2 separate regions of the Mus musculus genome follow, and region 1 is linked to region 2. The links are chromatin loops, found by intact Hi-C in ENCODE. Cell type or tissue: heart. All regions are shown on one strand. Links, peaks and the distances in the headings refer to the core of each region. The heading gives the core; the rest is flanking DNA. Region 1 overlaps Rhoj (ras homolog family member J). Region 2 holds the start of Rhoj (ras homolog family member J).

Region 1 (8,332 bases), core at 265-8,264, 81 kb before region 2:
GTACTTCTGTAGCAAGATCACTGTTTATGGCTGACTCTCCGAAGTGAAGAATGGTCAGAGGGGGTAATTCCAGCTTCGCTCTGTCAGACAGCCACTTAGATTCCTCACCCCGTTACCCTCTGCTGTGTGTTACATTTCCATATGCTGTTCGTAACACTCCCCAGACTAAGTGGCTATTTATTATAGGAAGAGAAGGATTAGACAAAGAGAACCTTGCCAGATTTCAAATCCAATTCTCTACCTGGAAAAAAAAAAGTCACAAAACACCTCATGTGGGGTCATTTAGATGAGTTACACTGATAATAAACAGGGAGGTTTACAGATGTACGTCTAATGGATCCCCTTAATTCATGCTAAATGTGGCAAGTCCATGGTCTAGACACTGCTGGAGCAAAATGATAAATGCTTAGCTGTTGAAACTCTTGAAGTTTCTTAATGAAAAACAGAAGGGGCCGGCGGACAGAAACACTCTCCAAAATGGTTCCTTCTAGCTCTTGTAGAACAAGGACGAAGCTCGGAAACACCTTGCAGTTTAAGGCAAGGTGTTTCCTCGGTTAGCTCACCCATCCCTGAACACTCGATTCAAACGCGATCATACCGCTTTCGCCAGCTTCACGCCGTGCTCATAGGTGAGGGGCTTCTCCTTCATGTACAGCAGACGCGCCAAGGTTTTGGGGTCATCTCGGAGATCAATCTGGGACAAAGACATGTTTTGTTTTGTTTTGTTTTGTTTTTGTTTTGTTTTATCGAGACAGGGTTTCTCTGTATAGCCCTGGCTGTCCTGGAACTCACTCTGTAGATCAGGCTGGCCTGGAACTCAGAAATCTGCCTGCCTCTGACTCACCAGTACTGGGATTAAAGGCGTGCGCCACCACGACCGGTTTGGGACAAAGATATGTTAACTGTTTTTGGACCTTATCAGTTACTTTTAAGTGGAGACATAATATAGGACCTTTTCCCACTTTAACCTCTCTGGCGTTGCTGGATATTCTCCAAGAAAACAATATACACGCCGATGCCATGTTTGAGAGTTTGAAGTGATTTTTCTCCTCTCCCTCCCTTCCTTCATCCCTCCCTTCCTCTCTTCCTCTCCCCTCCCCTTCCTTCCTCACCTCTCTCATTGTTTGAGACAGGGTTGTCTCTGTGTAGCTCTGAATGTCCTGGAACTCACTCTGTAGACCAGGCTGGCCTCGAACTCACAGAGATCCACTTGCCTCTGCCTTCTAAGTGCTGGAATTAAAGTCATGTGCCCAGCTTTTTTTTTTTTTTAACTTGGACACAGCAGGGTGGCAGTTACCCTGGGTGCTGAGAACATCCTCCAATGGCATGGGTACCTTTCGGTGATTACTCATTTGGCTGTGACTCATATTACCTATTATACAATATTTTTTGCGGCTTTGGCTCCATTGTTTTTTTTTTTCCTCCCCACCTCCCAATCAAATCTTGACCTTCAAAGGGTTGGAGATTTGCTACCTGTGAGACCTTTTCAACAGGTACCAAATGGACAGGGAGGCCTTGCAGGGGAGTCCCAGTGAGGAGAAGCCAAGGGTTTCCCAAGGGAAGCAGTAGAGCACCTCTCAAGGGGCGCAGCAGCTCAAAGACTGGACACTCCACTATTTGCTATAGTTGCTGTCACACACTGCCGTGTATGTGGGCCCACAGGGCTTGCTTCCTGAGGGAAGTCAGTGTGGTCACGCTAGGACTCCATGCAAAGTCATAGTTTTAAGTTGCCATTTGTTTTTCTATTTTTCTTAACCATTTTACTTAGTGACTAGTCTAAACAGACTCAAGTCACAGCGAGGGCTTTGAATGGCCAGTTCCATATTTTGGCAGCGTGATCTAGCTTTCTCGTAATGGATAGGTATTAATATTTGCAATGAAGGTTAAAAAAGAACCCACCTTCATTTAAACAAATAGTTATCAGGGCGGAAACGTGACTTGTACTCAGATGTGTAGATAAATGAGATCTATGTTGTATCTAAGTGAACACACATAACTCCCATGTGCCCATGTTGTTTTCAAAAAGCATCTTTCTTTCATTTACGGTTTAAAAAAAATTTTTTTTTCTCTTGGTCAAATAGGACTCAAAATAAGAAATCAAAAGTAGTGTATGAAGCAGATAGAAAGCCCTGCAGCCATAGTATGGTCCTGAGATCAGAACACTAGTGCAGATTTTTAAAACAGCCAAGAACTAAAGCCATTTGAACAACGAATAGTTCAGACAGTCCTCAACCGACAAGAGGCTCATTGATGGAGATTCAAGCTGAGGAACTTTCTCAGCTTCCAAACGCTTTCAAGGCCTTGACACTTTATACGTGTTGCTTTTAAATATGAGTGTTTTAACATCCCTAATACCTGGGTGACTAAGGAGCTATGGAAATTCCGAGCAGAGAGTTCCTTTCTTCTCCAGCAGGGCCATCAGGGAGGCCTGTCATGATATGCCCTGTCTGAATCTAGGGTCATTTGGACCCACACACCTATTTTGCTGTATTGAAACAATTGTGTTTAGCTTTAAAAAAAAAAAAAAGATCAGAGAGTATGTACAATTGATGCTCTTGTTTCATTAATCAATTCAGGGCTGGGAAGAGTATCTGTTAAATAATTATTTTGTTATTTAGAAAACAAGCTGTGAGCATAATCTTAAAGGCCAGATCAAAACTTTCTCCTTCCTATTAAATATAATTGCGCACCTTCAGAACTTCTCCTCACCGATGCGATATGTCTGAGCATCTGTCCTGGTGTTTGATAGAATACAGGGTTCTCCTTTCTTTCACACCTTCGGTCACCCTCTCCCACCCTTCCATCACCCTCATTTCAACCTGGGTTCCGATGAGCACATAAGGCACATGAGGCATGCAGTCCTTCAGTTCCGGGACCCACTCCTCCTGAACGTTGTGGTAAGAGGCTGGGTTTACGACAGAGAAGCAGATGAGAAACACATCTGTGTTGGGGTAAGAGAGTGGCCGCAGCTGGTTGTAATCCTCCTGTGGGAAGAACAGAGGAGCGTTAGCGCAGGTTGCTTGCAGAGCCTCTGTGTGGTTCTTGGGACTCTTGCAGGGAAAGACCACAGTAGCAGCGGCTGTGCTCATCACACATTGCCCATTTCCAATCAACTTAAAAAGACTCAACCAGCTTGATTGGGGTAAAATTTATACATACAAATTTTACATCATAATGTCTACCCACTCCTTTATAATTATCTGTATATTAGTTTAAGGTCTAGCCATCATGTTTTGTTACACCACAGATAGGGGGAGTTAGCAAATCCATCTCCTCACAGAGTTATTGATTTTTAACGATGAAAACACATAAAATCGCCTCCCAACACATAACCATTACATAACCACACCTTCCTTCCAGCTGTATGTGAATGGTAGCTTCTAGAATTTATCATTCCTGCCTAATGGTAACTTTGTGCTTTGACCGATATCTCCCCACTTCCTGCCCCTCCAGCAACAACCTGTCTACTGTGCTTCTGTGTCTTCAGAAACTCCCCCACGTAGACAGTACAAGGAGGGATAAAGGTCTCCCGGGACACTGGTGTTGCATTGTCTGGAACATGTATTTAAATTAGTGGGTCATTGGCCCACGAATATCTTCAACAATTAAACATTGTTTTTAAATTGAACACAGAGAGTAAGCTAAAGTACAAAACAAGTATTGTTGCCAAATGAGATTACCTCTGTTGAAGAAATATGTTTGGGACTTGTTCCTTAATGTACCCCAGTGCCACAGTGTGGTCAAGTTAAATGCCAGGTGTTTAGTGGCCAAGGAGTTTTAGGACATTCAATAAATAATCGTTCTATATTTTAATAGAATTTAGTAACACATAACCAATAGAAATAATAGTAATGTGTGCTTAAACATTTCCTCTTATATATGTGTCCATACGCTACATACATCACACAGTTAGACATGTTAATACATACATTATACATATGGGTATGTGTTGTGGAACACTGACCTCTGAGCCATTCCAAGATCATGTGATTACAGGGAAACCTTGCAAGACCGAGCCTGTCGATGAGCCCTCGGCTTTTCTGTGGGCTTTGACTTCGGTGGCTTTCTTCAGGGCCGCATGGAGAACTTTTAGAAAATCGTTACACGTGCTAAGATCCACGAGTGACGGGATCTCAGACATCACTTGTTACTCTGCCATTTTGTCTTTCCACTCAGATCATCACAAATGGATCCGGGGCCAGTTTGATTGGTTTTTCTCATCCTCTATCTATACCCTGTCCACAGCAATTAATTTTATGAGAAAGGACAACTCACCGTAAAATGTGGGATTTAGGGATTTAGGAATGTGGGATGATGAAAGATGGCTTATTGAGTGTTTAGGTTGTTCTTCCAGAGGACCCAGGTTTGATGGCCAGAAACCTACATGACAGCTCACAAAGGTCTGTAACTCCAGGGCCCTCTTCTGCACACCAGGGGCATAGACATTTAAGTACTGCACAGACAAGCCTGTAGACAAACACCCATGCAAATAAAATAATAAAATAAAATTAAAACAATTTAAAACGTGCGGTTTACAGTGACCTCTAAGCGAGCAGCTTCTGCAGCTCCTCCTCCTCCAAGAAAATCAGAATCTCTGGGGCACTGGACGTAGAAGAATCCTGTACTGATTGGTCGGGTGGAGCCTGGAGCGGAGACAGCTGATTTGTGCTTAGCACCGTCATCTTCACCACCAGAGCTCGAGTCTGGGGATCGTTACCAAGGACCAGGTGTTATTACAAGAAGTGACTGTATTATCTCCTGGAGTTCGCGCAGGAGCACTAGACAGATGGCACCCTCAGCCTTCATTTCACAGAAGAGGAGGTCAAAGTAGAGATGTCCGTAATGGACCAATGCAACCTTGAGTTATTGAATATCGAGATATGTGTGCATCCTGACCTGACTTTTGTTTGGGACTGTAATCGCCATGTCTCGGGACTTTAGACGGCAGATTAAGATTTTTTTTTTTTTAATTGGCTATCTAGGAATCTATTACTGCGGGGATGCATTCTTTTTTACAAAGTGCATTGGCCCCGAGTTGCCACAAGATGGCAGCAGACACTGTATATTTAAAATCTCAATGCTTCTGCTCCCTCTATCCCCAACAACCAAACCAAAACAATCGATTAGCCTGGATTAGCCAGGCAAGGGAAGAGCTGATAACTGGTGGTCTGACTGATAGTGTTTATTTTCTCCTTGATTTGCTAGCCATTGAATAAATGCTGCTTAGAAGATAGAGTCGGGGAGGTGAGGTGTGTTCATTTGCTCAGGTCCCCTCTGCAGGGATTTCTGGTGGTTTCAGCTTCTGGGCTTCACTGTGCTCCGGAGTCTAGATTTCTTTGCTGTAGGACTTAGTTCTGCTGTGTCAGTCTGTTTAAAAGAACTGATTACTTACTGGACGTGTGGCTCTGTCAAGGATGCTGCGGGAACTGTATAAAGGTTAAGAACCGGGAATCAAGTCAGGGAATGAGAATGAAAAGACACATATCAGTTCCACGGATGGGAACCGAGGCTTCTGCCCCCTTTAGTTGCTCTGGTAAGGCAGAGTATTTTTATCTGACCGAACTGGAAAATTCCGATGTCAAGTCCAGGCGATCCTCTACATCCGAATTCTTACACTAACTTCCAAAGGATGGTCCTCAGACCAGCAGCACAGGTATCTCTTGAGAGCTCATTAGAGTCTCAGAAATCTAAGGCTTAAGTTCCTGGGGAATCCAAGCCCCACATGCCCCAGTCAGCCTAAAACAGTTTCAGGGTCTCAGGTTATCATACTCCCTTCTTCCTGCCGTCAACCTTGCAGCTCTCAGAATCAAACATCCAACAACAGGATGGTAGAGGAAAAGTTACTTTCCACGAAGGTTTATGCCTGGCAGGTGGGAGCTTGCCACCCTTGGTTGTTGGCTGAGGCTAGGAAGTATGGCAGAAGCAGAATTAATAAAAAAGAACTTGGTGACGTCAAGAGGTTGAATCCATACCTGCTGGTGGCTTGAATGAGTTTTGTGGCGAAGTACACTTGGAGTGTAGATTATGTTACGTGTGAAGATGGTGCGATCAGCCGCGAGGAAGGGCTAAGTGGTCCTTTTGGCACTGAGGACCCTTCTACTGCATCTCTGAGTAACCGGTGCCTGGGTGTTTTCTGAAGAGATGGTGTGTTAACTCATAAAAACCACTAGATAGTGCTTTGGAGGGCCAGGATGGACACAAGAGGACTTGGGCTAAGGTAGGGTAGGTAGGAATTAGGGGCCATGTAGGTTTTTGAGTATCTGTTTTCCCTTTGCACAGAGGTGGGACAGACTGGTCAATTCCCAGGGCCCGAAAGATGTTCTTGAGCAGGTTCATCACAAAGGGACAGTGCTGGAGCCATGAAGCCATTAGCTCCCCTTGAGTTCGGATCCCTGGGAACTCATCCTCAGCTACGAGTCTGGTGCGAAGCCTAGAATGCGCATGTCTGGTAAGCGCCCAGGACCTGCTGTCTGTGTTGTAAGGAAAGCAGCGCGGAGTTCTGCCCGGTGCTTCACGCTCCAAGAGGCTGGGAGTAGAATTCTGCTTCCTTTGGTTTGTGAGCTTCCTGCCATTTATCCCAGGTTGTCGGCACCAGCTCTGGTTTCCATATTCTAAGTCCAGCTAGTCTCGGAAAGCTGGACAGGGCGGGAGCTCAGGATGTTGCTCAAGAGCGTGAAGGGTGGAGACGAATTCTCTGGATTCAAATCCCTACCCCTCCCGTCACTACTACTTCGGTGTAGTTTGTGAGTTCTTGTTGTCTCAGTTTCTTTATCTGTAAAGTGTAAAATGTTCATTCGGTTGTGGGAATACAATGCTTTAATATGTGGATTGATGCTTTGAATACAGTCAGCGCTTAAATGATAGAGTGGAAGGGTCCATCCCTTATCCAAAGCCAGCAACAGCTGCAGGTCCTGGAACCCCGACCCCTATCCCCATTGGATACCAGGGATGACCCTGAAATTCACTTTTCTGATCTCTAAGTGGTAATGAGACCCGAATATTCGTGAATTGTGATTGCATCTTTTAGTCAACGTCCTTTCATCTTTTTTTTTTTCTTCTAATCTTGGGAAAGCTAAGGACCCATTGGTCCTTAGTTACTTCTTACCAACAGCTCGTTGTAAGGGCAGCATAGTCCAAACAGCGCACTCCTAGAAACCACGCTGAGATGCACGGGGTGAGAAAGTTTGAGTTGCTTATTGAGAGCAAAACATTTATTCTGAGGGTTTAGGCAAACTTTCCATAAAGTGTTGACGCCAGACCCTGTGCTCCAGATGGCCCTGTTGGCTCAGCCAATGGCAAAAGAGGAAGTCTTGTGTGCTTCCAAGTGGACCTGGGGTTACCATTAATGAGCCCCAGCTGTACTTCCCTCCTGCAGGCTCACATGCCTCTGAAGAAGAAACCCTGGTGGGGAGAGAGGAGCTTCACAGATCAGGTCTTGGTGAAGCTGTGTGGTCGCAGCCTTGAGCTGGGCCAGCGCTTCCTGGTCCCACAGTCGTTGGTGGCAGCTAAGCTGCCCTGGGCTGTGATTTGGCGATGAGAGATACCATCCTCACACAATGTGTAGGCCACCTTATGTGTTGAGGGGCGCATGTGCAGGGAACTCGGGCTCACTCTGATGAGAAACGGGCACCTGCTTAGGTGAATAGCAGGCCACATTCATCCGCTCTGGCAGTGGTGCTAGTTGCTACTTCTGCGAGTGCTTGCTGTCTTTGAGAGACACCTACTCGAGGTGTGGTCCAAGAGCAGGCTTTTCTCATTATCATTTGTTTGGGTGAGGGTCCGTGGAGAAGAGGGTAAGATGCCTCACCATCATGGCTGATCCGCTGCAGACTCAGAGGACACCTCGCCCTGAACATTGGCCTGGGAAACCCCTCTAACTCTCTACTCTTCCACAGGCCATGTGAGTTCAGGCTAGGCTCAATCCTCTCCATTCTGGCGTCATGCTTTCTCATGGCATGTGCCAAACAAGCCAGCGGGGCTTGGAGTACATCTTAGAACTCCGAGTCTCTTCCAGTAGCTGAGCCAGGGATCTGAGAGCAGGAAGCACTTTCAGAGAAACTGTCACTCATATTTGACAAGGAGCCCGAGTCAGACAGGTGAGCTGGCCTGACATGAATAGATTATAGATTAAGCTGGAGGAATGCCCTGTTGCTTGCTGGGTAAACTGAGGGGTAAATCCCTTACTAAACTAGCTTGATTTTTTTTTTTTTTTTTTTTAAGACAGGATTTTCTCTGTGTAGCCCTGGCTATCCTGGAACCTGCTCTGTAGTCCAGGCTGGCCTGGAACTCAGAGACCCACCTGCCTCTGCCTCCTGAGTGCTGGGATTACAGG
Region 2 (8,332 bases), core at 241-8,240:
GAAATATATATTAGACTGGCATTATATATTTGTCAAAGTTTTATTTTTTTCCGGTGCTTGGGATCAAGTACAAGATCAGGTACTGAGGCCTGAGCATGTGTGGCAAGGCTTCTACTACAGAACCATGCCTTTAGTACTGTTCACCAAAGCTTTAGTGGACTAGAGATGACTCGAATGCTGGAGAGAACAAGAAGGTGAATGCTTAGAATCATGTCACTCAGTGATCATCTACTGAGAGTCTAATATGTCCCAAGCTCTGCTTTGAGAAGCTGAAGGTAGGAAATAAACAGACAACATTAAGTAGTATTAAATATGGTCAAGGACGGTATAGCAGAAAAAGAGGTCTCTCTCTCCTCTCCTTCTCTCCCTCTCCCCCCCCTCTCTCTCTCCCTCTCTCCCTCTCTCTCTCTCTCACGTGTATATGTGTATGTGTGTGTTTACTTGAACATGCACATGTATGAGTATGTGTGTGTGTGTGTGTGTGTGGGGACACAGGAACAGACACATGGCACAGACACATGGATTAAATTATGTGGCCAATTAATACTATGTCAGATATGGGCAGGGAGTGTCGGGCCAGGGTAAGAGTGAATGTCACATATTTAAGGAGTCTTCCATGAGAAATAGCAAGATGGGCTACTGTGGTTACAGAAGAAATACCGAGAAAATTGATAGAGGACTAGAAGAGAGAAAACAGGGACAAAGTCAGAGGACCTTGTACACTGTGGCAAAGGAGGAGTATGTGTTTGGGAGGAAAGGATGGGGGTGCTGGGACTGTGGATGGCTCTGTGTCAGCTGGGTGGAGACTCACAGTGGGCAGGGTTAGAAGAGGGAGTTGGGAGGCCACTATGCTGGTGTGGATGAGAGATGATGGTGGTGTGGATAGGAGAAAAGGCTATAAAAGGTCCTGACAAGTGGCAAAGGTTGGTTCTTGGTGCACTGTGAATGCTGAGCTCATATGTACGAGCAAGGGATGATAACTAATTGTTTGAATGGAGAGGAAGAGGAGGGATCAAAGGGAGCAAGGGGTCATGGGTGATACTGGTGTTTGTTCTCAGTCACTGGGCAGAAGAAACCAGCAGTGCTCTTACATGGAGAGGAAGGGAGGTGGAAGAGTGGATGGGAGACTTGAAGAAGCATTGGCTGGAGAGGCCTGTTAGATACATAAATGGATGTGTACAGTTATACAGATGAGTGTTCTGAGGCTGTTGGGGAGGGGCGGCAGATGCAAATACGAAATTGGTGGTATAGCAATGGCATCTTAAGCTGTGAAAGTAGATACTAACACCCAGGTTCCAAGGTTCACCAGAGAAGTGAGCCGAGGGACTGACGACTGAACTGTTACCACTGGGAGATGGGGGAGAGCGTTGCCAGGGGGTGGGACAGTAAAGGGAGGAAGTGCTTCAGAAGCCAAGCTAGGAATGTGTTTTAAGGAGAGTCACGAACCATCAAAGCATCTCTGGGGCAAGATGCCAGCTAGATGTGGCAGGAGATGACCTTCCTTTAAGGAGTCTCAGCACAGAGGGGGTTGCGGGGGTCGGGGGTGGGAGTAAGGAAGTAAAATATGACAGGGTGGTGCGGACTGCGCCTAGAGACGTAAACACATTTCTGGAGGTGACTGGACACAGATCAAGGACCCTCCTCAGACAATTCAGGAACGCCATATAGAATTAGTATACTGGTGTGCTTTTTTGGATTCTGGTAGTTTGGGATTCTGGTAGGTTGGAAGGACAGGCAAATCAGGAGTAATAAAACCTCAACCTTTTTTTTTTTTTTTTTACAGTTTTTTTTTCTGCTATCACTTTTGTATTTTTACCTCTTACGTTAACATCCCGTGACTACTATAGCCAGGGCCATTGGGTCTTACCTCCATGATGGCTATTTTATAAGGACAATAATACATCCTATCCTGCCCCGTACTTTCATTACAGGATACTCCTCTATCTCCGGTTGTAGTTCTTCTCTTTTAGTAACATTTTAATTTGATTTAATCACTGTATGTATTATTTGTATAGACTTTGATGTGATATGTGCCCCCCCCACATCTAACATTGTGTGTTGGGGGTCTAGAACTTTACACATATGAATGAATTCATTTCACTTTTAAAAACAATTCCAATATCTTTACGGTCCCTGGTTTTACCTTTCAGAACTGAGGCACAAAGAGGTTCAGTAACTTTCTCAAGGCCACAGAGTAAGTGACAGAGAAGGCAGTATTAGAGCCAGGTCATGTGGTATTGTTGTACTCAGTCCTACTACATTACATACTTTCCTGGCGTGGACCATCATTCGTGAACTATCTTTAAGAGACAGGCTGTCTTTGATTTCAACTGCAGTTTTTTTTTTTTCAAAAGACACGGCAGATGTGTTTCCTGTTGTTCTATCAGAGTGGGTCAGTAGGACCCAGGGAACTGAAAACTGGATCCAGATGCGAAAGGGGGCGTTTGGTTATTTTAGAACTGATCTGCTCCCTGATGGCCGCCCACGGGCTGATGCTCGGCCAGAGCAAGTATGAGCAGGGCTGGGTCCTTGGGATAGAAATCAGCACTCAAGAGTCTCTCGTGTGAGCGTGGCTCACGCCTTTCCCTGCTTTAACCACATGGATAGCACGTGAGATATCATGTATGAAAGAAGTATATAGAATAAACGGAAGTCACCATGTTCAGGAATGTCTACTGTGTACAAAGTACTGCTCTGAGTTTCGGGGCTGTGAGTTCTTGGAAGCTGAAATTATACAGTTTAGTTCCTGAAAAACTCAAGTATTAAAACTTCTTTGAGAGGTTTTGGTGCTCAACCACCAGCCAGTGTGCATATAATTGAAACATAAAGTAACCCAGTGCCAGCAAAGTCCAGCTGGTTTGACCTCTAATGTTTTTTTCCATCATAGGCTAGCTTTATTTCCAAAGATGGTTTTGTCTTTCTTCCCAACACCACTTCGATTGGCTCACCCGAAGGACGGGTATCTGGAGACATAATTTCCCAGGCACTAAGAGCCTTTCCTTTTAGTAGATTTTCGGTTCTGTCTTTGATCAGAAAGTTCCTGAAATAAAGTACTTGCCACCTTCCTGTCAAGCATGAAGAAGACACAGGAGAAATAATTTCTGCTATGATGTTTTTCAGGACCGGAATTAGAGTCCCTTCCTCAAAGCACTTTACAACATTTTTCCCCCTCAAGATAAACCTCTTTTTGTCTTTTTGTGTTCTCATTAAAAAGTTCTTCCTTGGCCAAACTCACTATGTTTTCAGAAAAGCTCAGGAATTTGGTCTTCAAATTTCTAGGTAATTTCTACAGAGTGAAAGACCTAATAGGAAATGGACGCCCTTGCCAGCTGCGAATCCCTCCCCTGTCAGCTGTGTACCACTGCTGCAAATAGGTCCACTTAAAAGGAAGGGAAGATGGGGGTGGGGGGAGCCCTCCAGAGAGGATGACAAGCGTCTGCTTCCTATGGAGGGAGGATTTCAAATGGCCACACAGCAGAGCTCCAGGCTGACTTCCTGTGAGGGCTTCCTTTAGGCTGATCCTGATCCCAAGCCAAGGTGAAGAGAGAGACATTTCCCTTCCACCAGACCCCAGAGCTCTGATAACTCAAGGGCAATCGATCGAAGTGTTCAAAAGCACTATAAAACTGAGGCCACAGTAAGTCCAAGGCAACGGGTCAGTTCACATAGGGGAAGCTTAGGGGTGGCAGCTATGTCAAGAAACAAGGCATGATGCTGACTGACATCACCACAAACCTTCAAACCCTCAAACACTAAAACTCCCCTGAAAGGATTAAGTTGTGACTACAGCATCGGGGTGATCACGGTTTAAAATACTAGATACTCAAATTTGTCTTTTCAGGACATAGTTGAAAACGATTTAATTGCATTTGAATTTTTTACTTTAAAAAACATAGCCATCTTTTACTTAATTTTCCACTTAGTATTTAAAAGCGTGGGACACTTTTCTCCTTATCTACCATCCCAGAAGAGTGAAAGTACAAAATTTAAGCCCCAAGTAATCCAGGAAAAAAAAAAAAGAAGGTTTTATTAGCTGGTTCTATTAGCCGTTTGATCATGACTAGCATGGAGTAGAAAAAGTTTAGAGAGTAGAACACTTTCCATGTGTCTAGCGGTGATTTTTTTAAAATGGAATATTTTGCAATACACTACACTTCAAAAAAAAATAATTACCGTGAAAAGTTGAAGAAAGTTTAGGCAAAAATGTTGAGAAACATTTCTGGAGGATATTTCCCCAGGATTGCACATTTGTTTCAATAGGAGAAGCATGTGAATGGATGTACAGGGTCTCCGCAGGATCCTAGCACCATTCTTGATGGAGTTACCTGGTACCTGCCAGATCCACATCAGTCTGTGACTTTCTGGCGAAAGCCAGGTCCCTCTGAACGCTAGGTAGCTGTGCCCAGAACCCCACCGCTCATCTAGACGGAGTTGGTCCCCACGCTTTCCTACCTGCGTAGTGGTCAAACACAGTGGGCACGTATTCCTCTGGGAAGGCGTCGTTGGCGTAGCTCATCAGCAAGCAGGTCTTCCCCACCGCGCCGTCCCCGACCACCACGCACTTCAGGATCCTGTTCTCCTCATGTCCATTGCAGCCGCAGCTGCTGTCGGTCCTCTCTCTGCAGCTCATGTTGGCGGCTCCCGCAGCAGCTGCTGGGGCTTCTGCAGTGCATGGAGCGGTGGCACCGGCCCCAGGCTGGAGCTCAGGCGGCCTGACTCTGGCTGGCCGGGCTCTCCCAGGCACAGCCCAGACACACTCGAGCCCCGCAGCTCACCATGCTGGAGAAGGAAGGCACTCTTGGGAGGAGGGATGAAAAGGGTCTGTCCCTTTCTCCCAATCCCAACGGAGAAGTGGAGTTGGGGGTAGAGCTGGAGTTAAGAAACTCTCATGTCCATAGACTTCCCGGGACTTCCTGGCAGTCTAGAAATATCAGCAGCCCGTGAGAATCTCACTCTACCCTCCCCATCCCCAGCCTGGCTAATGACACGGTGGGATTTGGATAACTCCTGCCCGGTTTTCCACCACACAACTAATATGGAGGAGAGAAGGGCTTTTAAACGGAGTTTCCCCCCCCTCGCTTCCTCCAGCTTGCCGAGTGTCAGGAAATCGTGGGTTTCCTGCTGCATTCCATATTAGGATCAGTGGGCCGGGGAAGGCGGCAACAATGGGGCTCTGTGCGTGTGTTTGGACTTCTGGGGAACCAGGCCAGGACACGGAGAGGGGAAAACACTAGGGGTCCTGCAGCCAGCTTAAGCTGTCAAACTTCCTGCTTTATCCCCTGCTAGCTAGCCAGGCTGCTGGCTTGTGGCTGGGAAGAAGCCAAAGAAGAAAGGATGGAACCCGGGGAGCAGTGTCTGCCGCGGAAACTAGGGAGAGGACTGAGTTTGAGAGCTTGAGGGAGCTGAGAGGACCTCATAGGGATTGCAGGCTAACATATGACGTCATCCTCCCTCCCTGACTCACCAGTTCAAATCGACAGTTTTTTTTTCCCTTAAACGAGAATCTCAAGCAATTCTTTTCCGCAACAAGGAAGGAAATCTTCCAGAGTCACACGATTTTGAAGAGGGGGGAACGTTGTGCAGGTTGTAGGTATATTATGAGTGACCAAGTTTACAAGTCTGTGTTTGAGCACAATGCTCAAATATACATTTCAGACTCCCCAAAACAACCCCAATGATTTTTTTTTAAACAGAGGAAATCAATCAGATATTGGGCTCAATCAGATATGCTGAGCTCAGGACTCACACTTTTGGAAGTGAGAGAGAGAGGCACATAGTGTGGCCTTTTGGCTTGGTTAGAGTCTCTAATGCTGTGTATGCATAGAGGCTTCTCCTTTTCTTCGAATCATCTCCCCCTGGGTAGGCCCAGCTCTCCTCAATGACACAGGCGCATAGCAGCCAGTTTGGTGCCTGAGAACGAAGCCCCATTTGATAATGGACAACGTGAACCTACAAATGATTTTGACGAATGGGTTAAAGTAAAAAAAACCCTTTGCTTTCCTATGAGATTTTGAAGATTGCAGATTATCTAAGGGCTTTGAGCGGTTTCACTGTGGCCGGGACGGGGAAAAGTCAGCTTTAGTGACTGTCAGTAACTTAGGTACCTACAACTCATGTGCATGCTGTCAAGGTACAGAGTCCACACCTCTTCTGTTTTGAATAGAGTAAAACTTGCCATGATGCTTGGTGCCCCAACATTTCTTTCCTATGAAAGAAAAACATTTCAATTAGGTATAGAGTGTATCAGGGATGTTATGTTACCATAACAATAATCCCCAAAGTTCAGAATTCGAAATAACTTTCTCTTTCTTCCTTCCTTCCTTCCTTCCTTCCTTCCTTCCTTCCTTCCTTCCTTCCTTCCTTTCGTTCTTTCTTTCTTTCTTTCTCTCTCTCTCTCTCTCTCTCTTTCTTTCTTCTTCTTCCTCCTCCTTTTCCTCTTCCCTCTTCTTTTCCTCCTTCCTTCCTTTCCTCCTCCTTTTTCTCCTCCCCTTCTCCTCCCCTCCTTCTCCTCTGCACCCTCCGTTTCCTTCTCCTCCACCTCCTTTTCCTCTTCCTCTTCCCTTTTCTCCTCCCTCCTTTTTCTCCTCCCCCTCCCCCTCCCCCCCTCCTGTGTATCTTGTATACAGCATTGTTCTTTTTATTCAGGGTTGGGGCTGATTGAACTGTCATGCACACCATGGCAGGTGAGGAAATGGACATGGAGAAACTCTGGCTCTGTTTTCTTTAGGAAGTGACCCTCTGCTAACATTCCCTGGCCAGAACAAGTTGCACGCTTATAGGGGCTCAACTGAAGGGTCAGAAGCATCATCCTACCCTGAGCTGGGAGGGAAGTACCACACACTGATGAACAGCTTGAATGACAGACAGAGATCACTTATTTGACTCTACTTGGAGTGTAAATGGATCATATGAAGCCCCGTTGTGAAGCACGTGAAGGCCCCCACAGTTGCCTGTAGTTGGTGTAATTTTATTTCCAGTTAGTCTTTCTGGGGACCGCAGGGTATGCAGGGAATTGTAATTTAGAAACTTCTGTTATACTTTTGATAGAAGGCTTTGAGGATGAAGGAGGTAGTCACACAAACCTGTGCAGGTTAAAAGGTGATTGATTGGCAGTGCAAACATCCCTTCTCCCCCAAACTTAAAAGACCCCCAAACCTGCTGCTTGGAAGTGAACAGGATCTTCCGAGCACAATGTGATGATACAGTGGTTGGCAGAGCTGTGAGCAGGGTCTTCCTTGGCCTTTAGGCTGAGAGTGGCAGAACCTACACCTGCACACTATAGATATCGGCTATAGAGGCTTTTGGTGAGGTTGCTATTTCCATGTGTAACTAAATCTTGCACCATGGGGCACAGACAGTTAAGTCCATTCTTATGGTCATGCGGACTTTGTACTGCGACCTTTAAGACACTTCAAGAAGCTAGTTCTGTGTCTCTTCATCTGTGGAGTGGTACTTATGCCAGGCTGGAAGACATATGGAAGGCAAATGGCTTATAGCTCTGGAGAATGTTGGCTGTATTTCTCACTATAAAGTTGTTTTATCACCATTTAACAAAAATGTAACAATTATAGAAGGAAGTTTTGAGTATTCTATTAAAAAATAACAAGAAGATAAAATTTTAGTATTTTAGACTTACTGTTAAGTGGATTACACTGTCTATGAAAATACATCATTTTTAATATTAAAACCTTTAGACAACAAGACTGCCATGAAAACTGGGCCAGGTGGGGTACTCCTTTAAGTCCAGCACTCAAGGGGTGAATCTCTGAGTTCAAGGAAAGTTGGTCTATAGCCTGACTATATGTAAGCCAGTCAGGGTTATATAGTCAGACCCTGTCTCAAACATAATGAAAGTCTAAAGCAACAGCAATGATGACTGAGACAACAACAACAACCCTTACATGAACCTGAATCTTAAAATTTTACTATTGTTCTTACAGGTTCAGGAAACGATAGAGGTGTGTATGGTTGGCCAGGTAGAATGACCAAGAGTGTCCTTCCATTCTAAACATTTGCCTATATGAGTTTGGAAGTGGTATGAAGACTGCTGTCTAACATGCTCGTAGGCAGATGTCTGTACTTTTGGGTCTAGAGCCATGCAGATGATTGACTGGTGGTTACAAAACCATTAATTATTTGGTTTACCTCACCGCTAAGTTTATCCAAACTTAACAGCACATGGTGAAATCTTGTTGGGTGATATTTTTTGCTTTTTCCAACAGACCTTAATCCCCTGGCTCATTCCTGTTCACTGTGCTTTGGTTTTACAGGAATTTCTGTAAATGTCAGCTCAAACAGACACACACACAGTCACACAGTCACACTCACACTC

The links. Hi-C counts contacts between places; a loop is a spot of excess contacts. Peaks named below come from ENCODE experiments on the same cell type or tissue, not always from the same donor. Only the 100,000 strongest peaks of a DNase experiment are listed, where the experiment ranks them.
Region 1: a loop joins it to region 2, with 2.5 times the contacts of the local background. A loop is called at or near these places in 3 of 42 quality-filtered maps.

What each region holds. Positions count from the first base shown.
Region 1 is chr12:75,386,331-75,394,662 of GRCm38, reverse strand. It overlaps Rhoj (ras homolog family member J), which reads right to left. Exons shown (of 5, transcript NM_023275.2): 3 at 2,820-2,984; 4 at 599-694. Among named protein-coding and RNA genes, the nearest start is that of Gm34613, 26 kb to the left of the region's middle. In heart, for the core only: a CTCF peak has its summit at 5,035 (motif pointing right); DNase peaks (open chromatin) are centred at 6,632, 7,242 and 7,732; H3K27me3 peaks cover 762 bases.
Region 2 is chr12:75,305,122-75,313,453 of GRCm38, reverse strand. Rhoj (ras homolog family member J) reads right to left here and starts at 5,141. Exons shown (of 5, transcript NM_023275.2): 1 at 4,453-5,141. The coding sequence starts at 4,630. In heart, for the core only: a CTCF peak has its summit at 5,235; DNase peaks (open chromatin) are centred at 2,493, 3,533, 4,613, 5,253 and 1 weaker place; H3K4me3 peaks cover 2,793 bases; H3K27ac peaks cover 2,378 bases; H3K27me3 peaks cover 3,807 bases.